2 separate regions of the Homo sapiens genome follow, and region 2 is linked to region 1. A link is an interaction called in ENCODE POLR2A ChIA-PET data of the cell type or tissue named here. Cell type or tissue: B cell. All regions are shown on one strand. Links, peaks and the distances in the headings refer to the core of each region. The heading gives the core; the rest is flanking DNA.

Region 1 (5,364 bases), core at 297-5,296:
CCGGGCCCACCCACCCACAGGGCAGACATTCCACTTGCACAGAGGGGAGGGGGTGGCCCAGCCCCCTCTCGGCTTCCCCCTCTCCCCCTCCCCCTGCGGGATGTTCAGGGTGGGGGAGAATTGAGGAGCTCGGAGAGGCAGGTAGGCGAGCACCACCCCAGAGTCGCGGCGAGCCGAGCCGGCCTAGGTGAGGGTGATGTAAGCAGAAGCCTTTTCCTTCAGGTGCCGGAGACAGAGGTGACAGCTCCAGCTCCCTGCGGGGGCAGCCGAAGCTGAAGTCAGGCCCGGGTCCGGGAGGGCTGCCCCAGCCCCTTCCCACCCCGAGGACACACAGTCTTCCACAACCAGGAGATGGCGTTCCCACCCACCCGCCCCATGGGATGCCCACCTCTCCTCTCACCTTCCGGGGGCTCCGCCATGGGGGGACTCAGGCAGTACATGTGGTAACCCCGATCGCAGTCATCACAAAACAGCAGCTGGTCCTGGGGGGTGAGACCCGCCCAGCTGGCACCCTGGGGGCACGGGCACCAGAAACGGGGGTGGGGGGCTGGGGCAGGGGCTAGGTCAAGGGGGCTGGGGGAGGTGAGGCCTTCCGAGAAAGGTTCTGAGAAGGTCTTTGCAGCAGGAAATGTGTGCGCAACACTGCTTAGCCAAACACATATCCCTCAGGACAGTCCCTTTGCGATTTATAGTGGGGGTTTTATAAGGCTCTGTGGAAGGCTTATTATTATTATTATTTTATATTTTTAGAGACAGGGTCCTACCCTGTTGCCCAGGCTGGAAGTGCGGTGGTGCAGTCACAGCTCACTGCAGCCTCACACTCCTTGGGGCTCAAGTGATTCTCCTGCCTCAGTCTCCTGAGCTGGGACTACAGGTGTGCGCCACCATGCACGACTTTTTTTTTTTTTTTTTTTTTTTTGAGACGGGAGTCTCACTATGTTGCCCAGGCTGGTCTGGTCTAGAACTCCTGGGCTCAAAATTCCTCAGCCTCCCAAAGTGCTGGGATTACACAGGTGGGCCACCGCTCCCGGTCTGTGGGAAGTTTAAATGACACCAAGATGATCTGATAGCAGCTCTGCCAGAAACGGTCATGGCTTTTGTTTTTGTTTGTTTTTTTTTTTTTTGAGACGGAATCTCGCTCTGTCACCCAGGCTGGAGTGTGCAGTGGCGCCATCTCGGCTCACTGCAATCTCCACCTCCTGGGCTCAAGCCATTCTCCTGCCTCAGCCTCCCGAGTAGCTGGGATTACAGGCACCCAGCTAATTTCTGTATTTTTGTAGAGATGGGGTTTCACCACGTTGGCCAGGCTGGTCTCAAACTCCTGATCTCAGGTGGTCCACCCACCTCAGCCTCCCAGAGTGCTGGGATTCCAGGCGTGAGCCACCGCGCTCCGCCTGTGGAAGGCTTTAAACAACCCTAAGATGATCTGATACCAGCTCTGCCAGCAGTGGTCATGGCTTTAAATCTCAGCTCTGCCATTTCCCTAGCTGGCTGACCCTGGGCAGGTCTCTTTCCCTCTCTGAGCTCAGTTTCTTCCCTGTGAAGTGGAAACAAGACCACCTGCTTCAGAGGGTGGTTGGGAGGATCCAGAGAGATGAAGAGGAAAAAGGGCCAGGTTCGATTTATGGACACCGGCATAATGATAACACAGGGGACTGGTGTTCACCAGGGAAGGCTCAGGCACAGGCTTTAGGCTTAAGGGGCAGAGGTGGACGTGCCAGGCGGGGCGGGCAGCAGGGCACGCGGGGGGCGGGCGGCACTCACGTCGTTCTCGGAGGTTCCGCACAGGCTGCAGGATTTGCACTCGATGCACTGCCAGCGGTAGGTCCGCACGGCTGCCGTCATGTTCACCGTGAATTGTAAACACGAGGGGTGTCCTGGGGGCCAAGGGGCAGGGGTGCAGTTAGGAGGTCACCGTGCCCCTGGTGGGCACTGACCGGCAGGGGAGCCATAGCTCAGCCCCTACCCCTGGCTCATGACGCCAGGATGAGCTGCCGGGATCCACAGCCTGACCCCACACCTGCCCAGCAACCACGTGGCCGGCAGCAGTCCCCCGGCCACCACAGTCTCCTACCACAACCACCATGGCAACCACACTCTGCTCCCCAGAACGCCATGGCAACCGCATTCCATTACCCACAGTGCTGTGCCAACCACTTTCTACCACCCACAACACCGTGGCAACCACATTCTGTTAACCACCGTGCTGAGACAGCCACTTTCCATTACCCACAGCAGAACGGCCAGGGGTCCTGTTAACCACAGCAACGTGGCAACCACACTCTCCCAGCCACAATGCCATGGCAACCACCTTCCACAACGGGGTCCCCACACTTCGGTTTCATGCAACTGAAGTCCATTCCACTTGGTGCCCCAGCAACAAAACTGTTACTCACATCACAGCACTGTGCAGCGCCAGGCTTAGTCATTCCACAGCCCCGCTGCAGAGACACCCGCAGCCGCTACCTGCAGCCACGACCCATGGCGCCCGCCCCCTGCAACCACGGCCCCGGTGCCATCACAACTACATTCCATTATACTGAGTTGCCATGACAACCATATTTCACTACCCATGATGCCACGACAACCACAATTCATGACCTACTGTGCTGAGGCAACCAGAGTCTATATTGCCCACAAGCCCACCATGGGAAACCACATTCTGTTAACCACAACTCTATGGCGAGCTCATCCTGCTACCGGTGCCCAGGTGGTGGTGTCCGTCACTCACACCACACAGCCCACTACCTGCCATGCCTTGGCCCCTGTCTCTTGCTACTCCTTTTGTCTTGTTTTGGTTTTTGAAACAAGGTCTCACTCTGTTGCCCAGGCTGCAGCATAGTGGCACCATCACAGTGCACTCTGCAGCCTTGACCTCCCAGGCTCCAGCGATCCTCCCACCTCAGCCTCCCGAGTAGCTGGGACTAATGGGGTGCGAAACTATGCCCAGCCTTTTTTTTTTTTTTTTTTTTTTGAGACGGAGTCTTGCTCTGATACCCAGGGTGGAGTGCAGTGGTGCAATCTTGGCTCATGGCAACCTCTGAGCCCCGGGTTCAAGCGATTCTCCTGCCTCAGCCTCCGGAGTAGCTGGAACTACAGGCACGCACCACCACACCCAGCTAAATTTTGTATTTTTATAGAGATGGGGTTTCACCATGTTGGCCAGGATGGTCTTGATCTCTTGACCTCATGATCTGCTCGCCCCAGCCTCCCAAAGTGCTGGGATTACAGATGTGAGCCACATCACCCAGCCTGGCCTATTTTTTTTTTAATAGATGGGCTCTCATTATGTTGCCCTGGCTAGTCAAAAACTCCCAGATTCAAGGGGCTGGGTGCTGCGGTGGCTCACGCCTGTAATCCCAGCACTTTGGGAGGTCAAGGCAGGCAGATCACCTGAGGTCAGGAGTTTGAGACCAGCCTGGCCAACATGGTGAAACCCCCGTCTCTACTAAAAATATTAAAAATTAGCCAGGCATGGTGGCGGGTGCCTGTAATCCTAGCTACTCGGGAGGCTGAAGCACAAGAATCACTTGAACCCAGGAGGCGGAGGTTGCAGTGAGCCAAGATCATGCCAATGCACTCCAGCCTGGGTGACAGAGGGAGACTCTGTCTCAAAAAACAAAACAAAACAAAACAAAACAAAAACCTTCTGGGCTCAAGCGAGCCTCCCACTTCAGCCTCCCGAGTAGCTGGGGCTAATGGGGTGCAACACCATGCCCAGCTAACTTTTTTTATATATAGATGGGATCTCACTATGTTGCCCAGGCTGGTCTCAAACTCCTGGGCTCAAGGGAGCCTCCGGCCTCAGCCTCCTGAGTTGCTGGGATTACAGGTGCACAACAACACACCTGGATAATTTTTAAATTTTTTGTAGAGATGGGGGTCTTGCTATGTTGCTCAGGCTGGTCTCAAATTCCTGGCCTCAAGTGATCCTCCCACCTCTGCCTCCCAAAGTGCTGGGATTACAGGCGTGAGCCACCACACCTGGCCTCTCACTACTCTTGATGCCATGCTAAGCACAGGCAGCTACCCACAGTGCCATGAGAGCCACATCCCATTATCCCTAAAGCCTCACTGATCCGACCCAATTCCCACAATCCTCAGCAGTTGCATCAGCCTCGCTAGCTCTGGTTATCCACAGTATCCCCTACATGCTCCGGGTCCCCTCGGTCCTCACCGCCTTGCCTCCCTCCCTCCAGGTCTGCACTCCTGAATGTCCTCTGCACCCGGCCCCCAGAAACCTCAGGTGGGGAGCATCACCTGATCGCCCACAGTCCGCACAGGAGATGAGGTCCTCGGGACACCCCGTCTTCTTGGAGCCCCCCAGGCAGAAGTCACAGTAGCCGTTGGGGATGACAGTGCCGTCGGGCGCCTTCTTGGCTGCAAGACAGCAGACAGGCATTGGCACGGGGCAGGCAAGGGCACCCCGCAAAGGTGGCTGCAGACTTTAGGAGCAGAAGGAGGCATCCGTACCTGTGTGTTTCCTTTGTGCCTCAGGGACCCAGGCCAATTCTTTGTAAAACTCTGGGGTAGGGGGGACAGAGAGAGGGACTCTCACCACAGGCAAGGCTCCACCCTGCCCCCAGCCTCAGCCCCAAGGATGGACCTCTTAGTCCAGGCGTGGGGAGCTGGGAAGAGTGAGTAGCTACCCCAAGCTGTGGGGAGAGGTGAAAACAGTTCTCATCGGGACTCCCAACTCTGCCTTTTTAAATTTTTTTTTCAATTAAAAATAAAGGCAGGGTCTTGGTATGTTGCCCAGGCTGGTCTCCAACTCCTGGCCTCCAGTGATCCTCCCACCTCGGCCACTGCCACAAAGTGGCGGGATTATAAGCGTGAGCCACTGCACCCAGCCAGGATTCCCAACTCCTTGAGACAACTGACATGTCCTCTTTATTGGGTCAAAACTTGGTAGACAGCTTGAGGAAGGGCTCCCTGCCTCCCTTCTCACATACATGTCTCCCAGCCAGCCACTCCCAACTGCACCCTCAGTAATTTGTATCTAACAAATTCAGCGAGTACCCCAGCCAAGATCTGGTATGGAAACAGACACTCGGAAGAAAAACTCCGAACACTGAGGTGCGTGGGTGTGTAGTGGCCAGGGGTGAAGACACTCAGCCTCTGCCTCTGAGAGATAGGTGGGAAGACAGTGTCTCCCTACTGCCTCTCCCAAACCCTCCTCCCCTCCCCCATCCTTCAGCTGTCAGAACTGGCATGGGATTGGCAAGGGCGGAAGCCAAGGGCTCCCAGGCCACAGACCCTGCCCCTTGACCAAAGCTTAGCAGAGAAAGGAGAAAGGGAAGGCAGGGCGGGAGGGGAGCCATCTATCACCCCCCCTCCCCAAGCTCTAATTGAAACAATAAATCA
Region 2 (5,364 bases), core at 259-5,258, 1.6 Mb after region 1:
TCACAGCTATTTTAATTCCACAGTAACAGCCTTGTCACTGGTCTCCCTACTTTAATCCTTAATGCCTTATAGTCAATTCCCCACACAGAAGCCAGAGGAGTCTTTTAAAGTACACTTTAGTGTGAAGAATTTTAGAAGGAAACACACACACACACATACACACACACACAAACACCTGACCACGCTCCTGTCCCCAGCTTAAAATTCTACAACTTCCCACTACATGTGGGGTAAACACCCAAACTCCTTATGGCATACACAAGGTCTGACCTCTTGCTCTGCATCAGCCTCTAGGCTCCAACCATCCCAAACTCTTATCTCTTAAAGGAGTTAATGCCTACTCCTTCATCACCTCAAACCTCATTTCCTAGGATCCGGATTTGATTTCCTATCAAGTATTCTTATAACACTCTCTACCTTTCTTGGTAATTTCACACGTGTGATTATTTGATAGTCTAAATTACTGTCCCTATTACTGTAGGTTCTATAGGGGTAGGGGAATATTTTGTTCTCTTCTGTGTTCCCAATGCTGAGGAGAAAGAAGAGGCAAGGTGAAATACTTGTTGAATATCTTGAGCCCTCAGAAAACTTTAAGGCAGCTCCTTGGAGTTCTGTAGAAAGGGGATCGGCAGAGTCCCCGCCATGCTGGGATCCAGATATGTGCTCTTCAATAGTTTATTTGATAAGTAGTTACTGAGCCCTAACTGTGTGCCAAGCACTTTTCTATGTGTTGGAGATAACGGAGGAAGTAGACAAAAGCCCCTTCCCTGATGAAGTCAACAGTCTCCTAGAGGTAAGGGTCAGGGGAGACAGACCATAAACACAGATAAATTCTACAGAGTGTTAAACAGTAATATGATTAATGCTAAGGATAAAGTTAAAGAAGCAAAGATAGATGTGACTATAAGTCACAAATTTAGAAGGGTGGTGAGGGAAGATCTCAGGAAGGCAGTGACATCTCAGGAGAGACCTAAAGAGGAAGGAACAAGTCTGGGCTATTTGATAGATGAGTTCTTTAGGCAAAGAAAAGAGCAAGCACAAAGGCCCTCGGGCCAGTGTGGCTGGAGCACAGGGAGTAAGAAGAGTAGATGATGTCAGAGAGGTGATGAGGGCAGACAATGCAGGGCCTTGCAGAGGACTCTGGGTTTTACCCCGAGCAAGATGTAGCCTTGGAAGTGTTCTGAGCGGGGGAGGGATATGACCTGATACAGGTGCTCACAGCATCCCTCCAGCTGCATGTAAGGAACACTCTGGGGGCAGGGGTGAGAGCAGAGAGATCACTGAGGAGCCTGCCATAATGGTCTGTGAAGGAGATAAGGGTGGACAGGAGTGAAGGTGGGGAGAAGTGGTCAGGTATATTAGCTGACAGACATGAATATAAGACAGAAAGAGGAGTAAAGGACAATTCCAGTGGTTTGGGCCTGGAGAGGATGGGGGGAGCATTTACTGAGATGAACATGCAGGGAAAAAATTTTGGGGAAAGGAGCAGGAGCTCAATTTGATCAAAATTACTCTGGAGATACCTCTAGATTACCAACAGGTTATGAGGAAGGCAGCCAGTCAGGAGCTCAGGGGAGAGATTCTGGGATGGACATAGAAATGTGACACATAATGGGAGGCCGAGGCAGGCAGATCACAAGGTCAAGAGATCAAGACCATCCTGGCCAACATGGTGAAATCCAGTCTCCACTAAAAATACAAAAATTAGCTGGGCATGGTGGCGTGTGCCTGTAGTCCCAGCTACTCGGGAGGCTGAGGCAGGAGAATTGCTTGAACCCGGGAGGCGGAGGTTGCAGTGAGCCGAGATCACGCCACTGCACTACAGCCTGGAGACAGAGTGAGACTCCGTCTAAAAAAAAAAAAAAAAAAAAAAAGTGACATATACATTTCCATGCCTCTCCCAAATTCCTCACAAGACCTACGTGATCTGGCCCTGCTGATGTCTCCTTGGTAAGTTAATGGTACGCGCGCACACACACACACACACACACACACACACACACACACACATCCTGGGCCCTCCCCTTCCTAGGTATTGATAATGGTCAAGTTACCTAAACTTTTCTGTCCTAGGTATCATTTACAAATGGGAGATCACATCAGCACCTGCCTCCTAGGATTGTTCATTCAAGACATTAGCCACTGAGCATCTGCTCTACGCGCTGGAGATATCCCTTCTCCACTCCTCTCCGCCTCCCCCTCCCACACAGCCTGTCAACCTTCTGGACGTCTCTCCCATCCCCTCTTGCCCTCCCTACGGTGGCCCCTGCCCTGATCCATTCCCAACACCTCTTGCCTAGGAATCTGTCACATCTGCCACCCTGGGTTTCCTGACCCCAGTCACTTTCCCGTTAATCTATTCTCATGTCACAGCAAACTGGGCCGTACCCCTTCCCTACTAAAAATCCTCCCATGGCTCTTCATTGCTCTCAGGACAAAATCCAAGGTCCCTAAATGATCAAGAAAATCTTCCACATCTCATTCATACAGAATTTTCAGTATGATCACCAACACCAGATCGCCTGCAGTCCATGTTCACACAACAGGCTGTTTCTCTCTGCCTTTGCGCAAACCATTCCACCACACCGCCCCCGACCCCCAAAACATCCTTCCGTCTTCAGGTCTCAGCTCAGACAGCTCCTAGTCTTCCGGGATGATCTTCCTACCAAGGTCTCCTCGGGTTCCCACCGCGTTCCATGCCGCCTCCATTAGTGAACATACATAGGTCCGCAACGGGGTCTTGCCTGTCTCTCCCACTGAGCGGGGCTTCCCGCAAGCCGGGCCAGGCACAGCGGCCAGTGATGTCCGCGTGCTGGGGCCTCTTCAGGCCTCGGCGTCTACTGCCCGCTCTGGAACTGTGAGCGACAACCGGCACTCTCTCCCGGGACGGCGCCGCACCCACCTTCTGCACACCTCGGAGACCTCAACACCTGCGCCAAAGCCACCCAGTCACAGCCTTCTCTCCCTCTCCTAAACACCATGAACATCCAGGCCCCGGGACCTCAGACTGCTCATTGGCTGCCTGAAAACCCGCCCCCAAGCCTGAGAGAAAAGAACTCTGGTTGCTGTAGTTCCCCAACGAACACCGCAGAAAGCGATTGCTAAGTAGAACTTCATTTCCCACAAAGCGCCGAGCCCCAGTGGTGGCAGACGGTACCCTTTGAACTGGGCTCTTGATTGGCCGGTTGGGAGACGTACATTTCCAAATTACCGTGGAAACAGGACCACTTACCTGGAACCCCGGGAAAATCTTTTTGTCTCAGAATCTCAAAACTCTTTGTTTCGCGATGATTCCAAAGAGCTGGACAGTACACGTGGGGACAGAGTCTGTACCTATTGTCTGCCTGTTCCCCAGATGGCACCAACAAAGCCTCCTAAGTGTACTCAGCTGCTACTGGACGCCTGCTTGGCATGAGGAGCCACTCTTGTGCTAAGTCTGCGGACGCCCCGGCTTATTAGGGCACCTGTTTCCCAGAGACAGGCCAGAGCTGAACCTTTACCCTTTCAGGGTCTATTTACCCAGGAAAAGGCAAATGTAGGCCAGGATCCTGTCCACGATCTATCTAGAATGCTGATGCCCCAGACCTGCAGACTCATGCCTGCAACACGCGCCACAGCTTCCCCACGAGACGTCTCCACACCAGAGCTCCTCCAGCACCCCCTCCGCAAACCCCCTTCCCCACCATGCCTCTGAGGGTCGGGTGAGGGGAGCCGAGGCCCTGCAAACGCTCAGGCAGGCATGTGAGAAAGCTCTTTACTGGGGGTACAGCGAGGAGGAGCAAGGCCATCTCCCCCTACCTGCCCCCACCCCCTCCTAGGGTCCTGGGGTGAGGGGGGGTCTTCCCTCCACCGGACCACCACTGTCTTTGGTACAATAAATAGAAAAAAAGGGGGAGAGGGGCCCAAGGGTCCAGTCCTTAGTGGGGAGGGAGCGGCCAAAACCCTCTCCTTGACCCCCCTGCCCCAGGCCCCAATCAGTGCAGGCCTCACCCACCCCAGCTGGGTAGCAGCAATTCCAGTCAAGGAGAGAGATGAGGATGGGAGCCCAGGGCCCCCAGATGGGGGAGGGTATGGCTTCAGGAGGGGCCCCAGGGAGGGGGCAGGGTCACGAGCTGGCTGCTGTGCTCTGGGGTACACCACGGAGGCCCAGGTGAGGCCCCAGAGTGGCAGGGTCATCAGGAGGCGGGAGGGGTGGACGACCTCCAGTCATCCGAGTCCGGAGGGCTGAGGCAGCCGGGTGCTGGGGGGCAGGCGCTGGGTGAGGTGGGGAGCAGTCAGCAGGGCCGCCCACCAGGCTCACATCCATCAGCTCCGGGGGTGGTGGTGAGGTTGGTGATGGGGGACGACCAAGGTATCGGGGCTGGGGGGGTAACTGGGCCCCGGTCCCAGGCAGTGACGAGGCAGAGGCAGGGGCTTGATGTGTCTTGTGGGGCACATCACCCCCTGCCCAGGGCCGCAGCGGCTGGGAGGGTGGGACCTAAAAAAGCAAAGGAGCCATGGGTGATGGAGACCCTGGTCTCTAAGCCCCAGGCACCACCACCCACCTCCAAAGCCCCCAAAGCCCCATTACCTGGGGGCTGTTCATCTCACAGTCTGTGATAGGGGGCCCAGGGCCCCCACAATATCGGTTGCTGTAGCGGTAGGTCCGGTTGTCACTGGAGGAGCCACTGGAGCCTCCTGGAAGTGCCAGGGAGGAGAGGTGAAGGGGCATAAGGTGAGAGAAGGTGGCGAGTGGGTTTTGGGATGGCTGAGGGAAGGTCACGGCCCAGGCTCAGGTTCAGGCTTCAAGAGCAGAGCCCATCTGAAGCACCGGGCCCAATTCTGAGATTCTGGGTTGGAATTCAGTTTTGGGTTTTAGAGTCAGAACCAGTTTCAGGGCTCTGAGCCCAATTTCAGTGATTGTGTCAGGGCCAGTTGGAGCTCTCCCATCCCACACGTCATCTTACAGTTCAGGATCAGTTTCGGCGCTTTGTGTGAAGACCCAGTAACCAGGTCCCCCAGGACAGGCCAAACCTGAGCAGCCCCCACCCGTTGTACCCCATTTGGGCACCTGGGCACCCACCAGAACTGGAGATGGAGCTGGCGGTGCTGGAAGAGGGGCAGGTGTCGAGGGGCGCGGGCGAGGTGGAGGCACTGCTGCCTGCCGGGCCCGTGTTGGTGGCCTCGTCGGCCGTGCGGCGGAAGAAGCCGTGCTGCAGAGCCCCCAGGGGGCTGATGCGGGCGGCGGGCTCATACTCCAGCATGCGCAGCACCAGGTCCTGGAAGCGGAGGTAGTCGGCGGGGCTGTGGCCCGGCTCCCCCGCCCGCCGGCCCCCGGGCCCGCCCGTCTGCACGCCCAGCACCTCCTGCAGCCGCCGTGTCCCG

What was found. ChIA-PET counts read pairs that join two places held together with the same protein. Peaks named below come from ENCODE experiments on the same cell type or tissue, not always from the same donor. Only the 100,000 strongest peaks of a DNase experiment are listed, where the experiment ranks them.
Region 2: POLR2A ChIA-PET joins it to region 1 with 16 read pairs; 1 of 35 experiments calls an interaction of 5 or more read pairs at or near these places.

Annotation. Positions count from the first base shown.
Region 1 is chr19:38,211,880-38,217,243 of GRCh38, forward strand. DPF1 (double PHD fingers 1) reads right to left here. Exons shown (of 12, transcript NM_001135155.3): 8 at 4,474-4,524; 9 at 4,261-4,380; 10 at 1,765-1,877; 11 at 401-482; 12 at 1-254. The coding sequence ends at 184. Among named protein-coding and RNA genes, the nearest start is that of DPF1, 9.7 kb to the right of the region's middle. RefSeq lists an enhancer at 5,269-5,364. In B cell, for the core only: no CTCF peak of the experiment used is centred there; DNase peaks (open chromatin) are centred at 2,272 and 2,352; H3K27me3 peaks cover 2,021 bases.
Region 2 is chr19:39,821,610-39,826,973 of GRCh38, forward strand. DYRK1B (dual specificity tyrosine phosphorylation regulated kinase 1B) reads right to left here. Exons shown (of 11, transcript NM_004714.3): 9 at 5,063-5,364; 10 at 4,571-4,677; 11 at 3,741-4,477. The coding sequence ends at 4,106. Among named protein-coding and RNA genes, the nearest start is that of MIR6719, 5.5 kb to the right of the region's middle. RefSeq lists enhancers at 2,219-3,205, 2,674-3,063, 3,206-4,190. In B cell, for the core only: no CTCF peak of the experiment used is centred there; a DNase peak (open chromatin) is centred at 3,052; H3K4me3 peaks cover 1,364 bases; H3K27ac peaks cover 1,834 bases.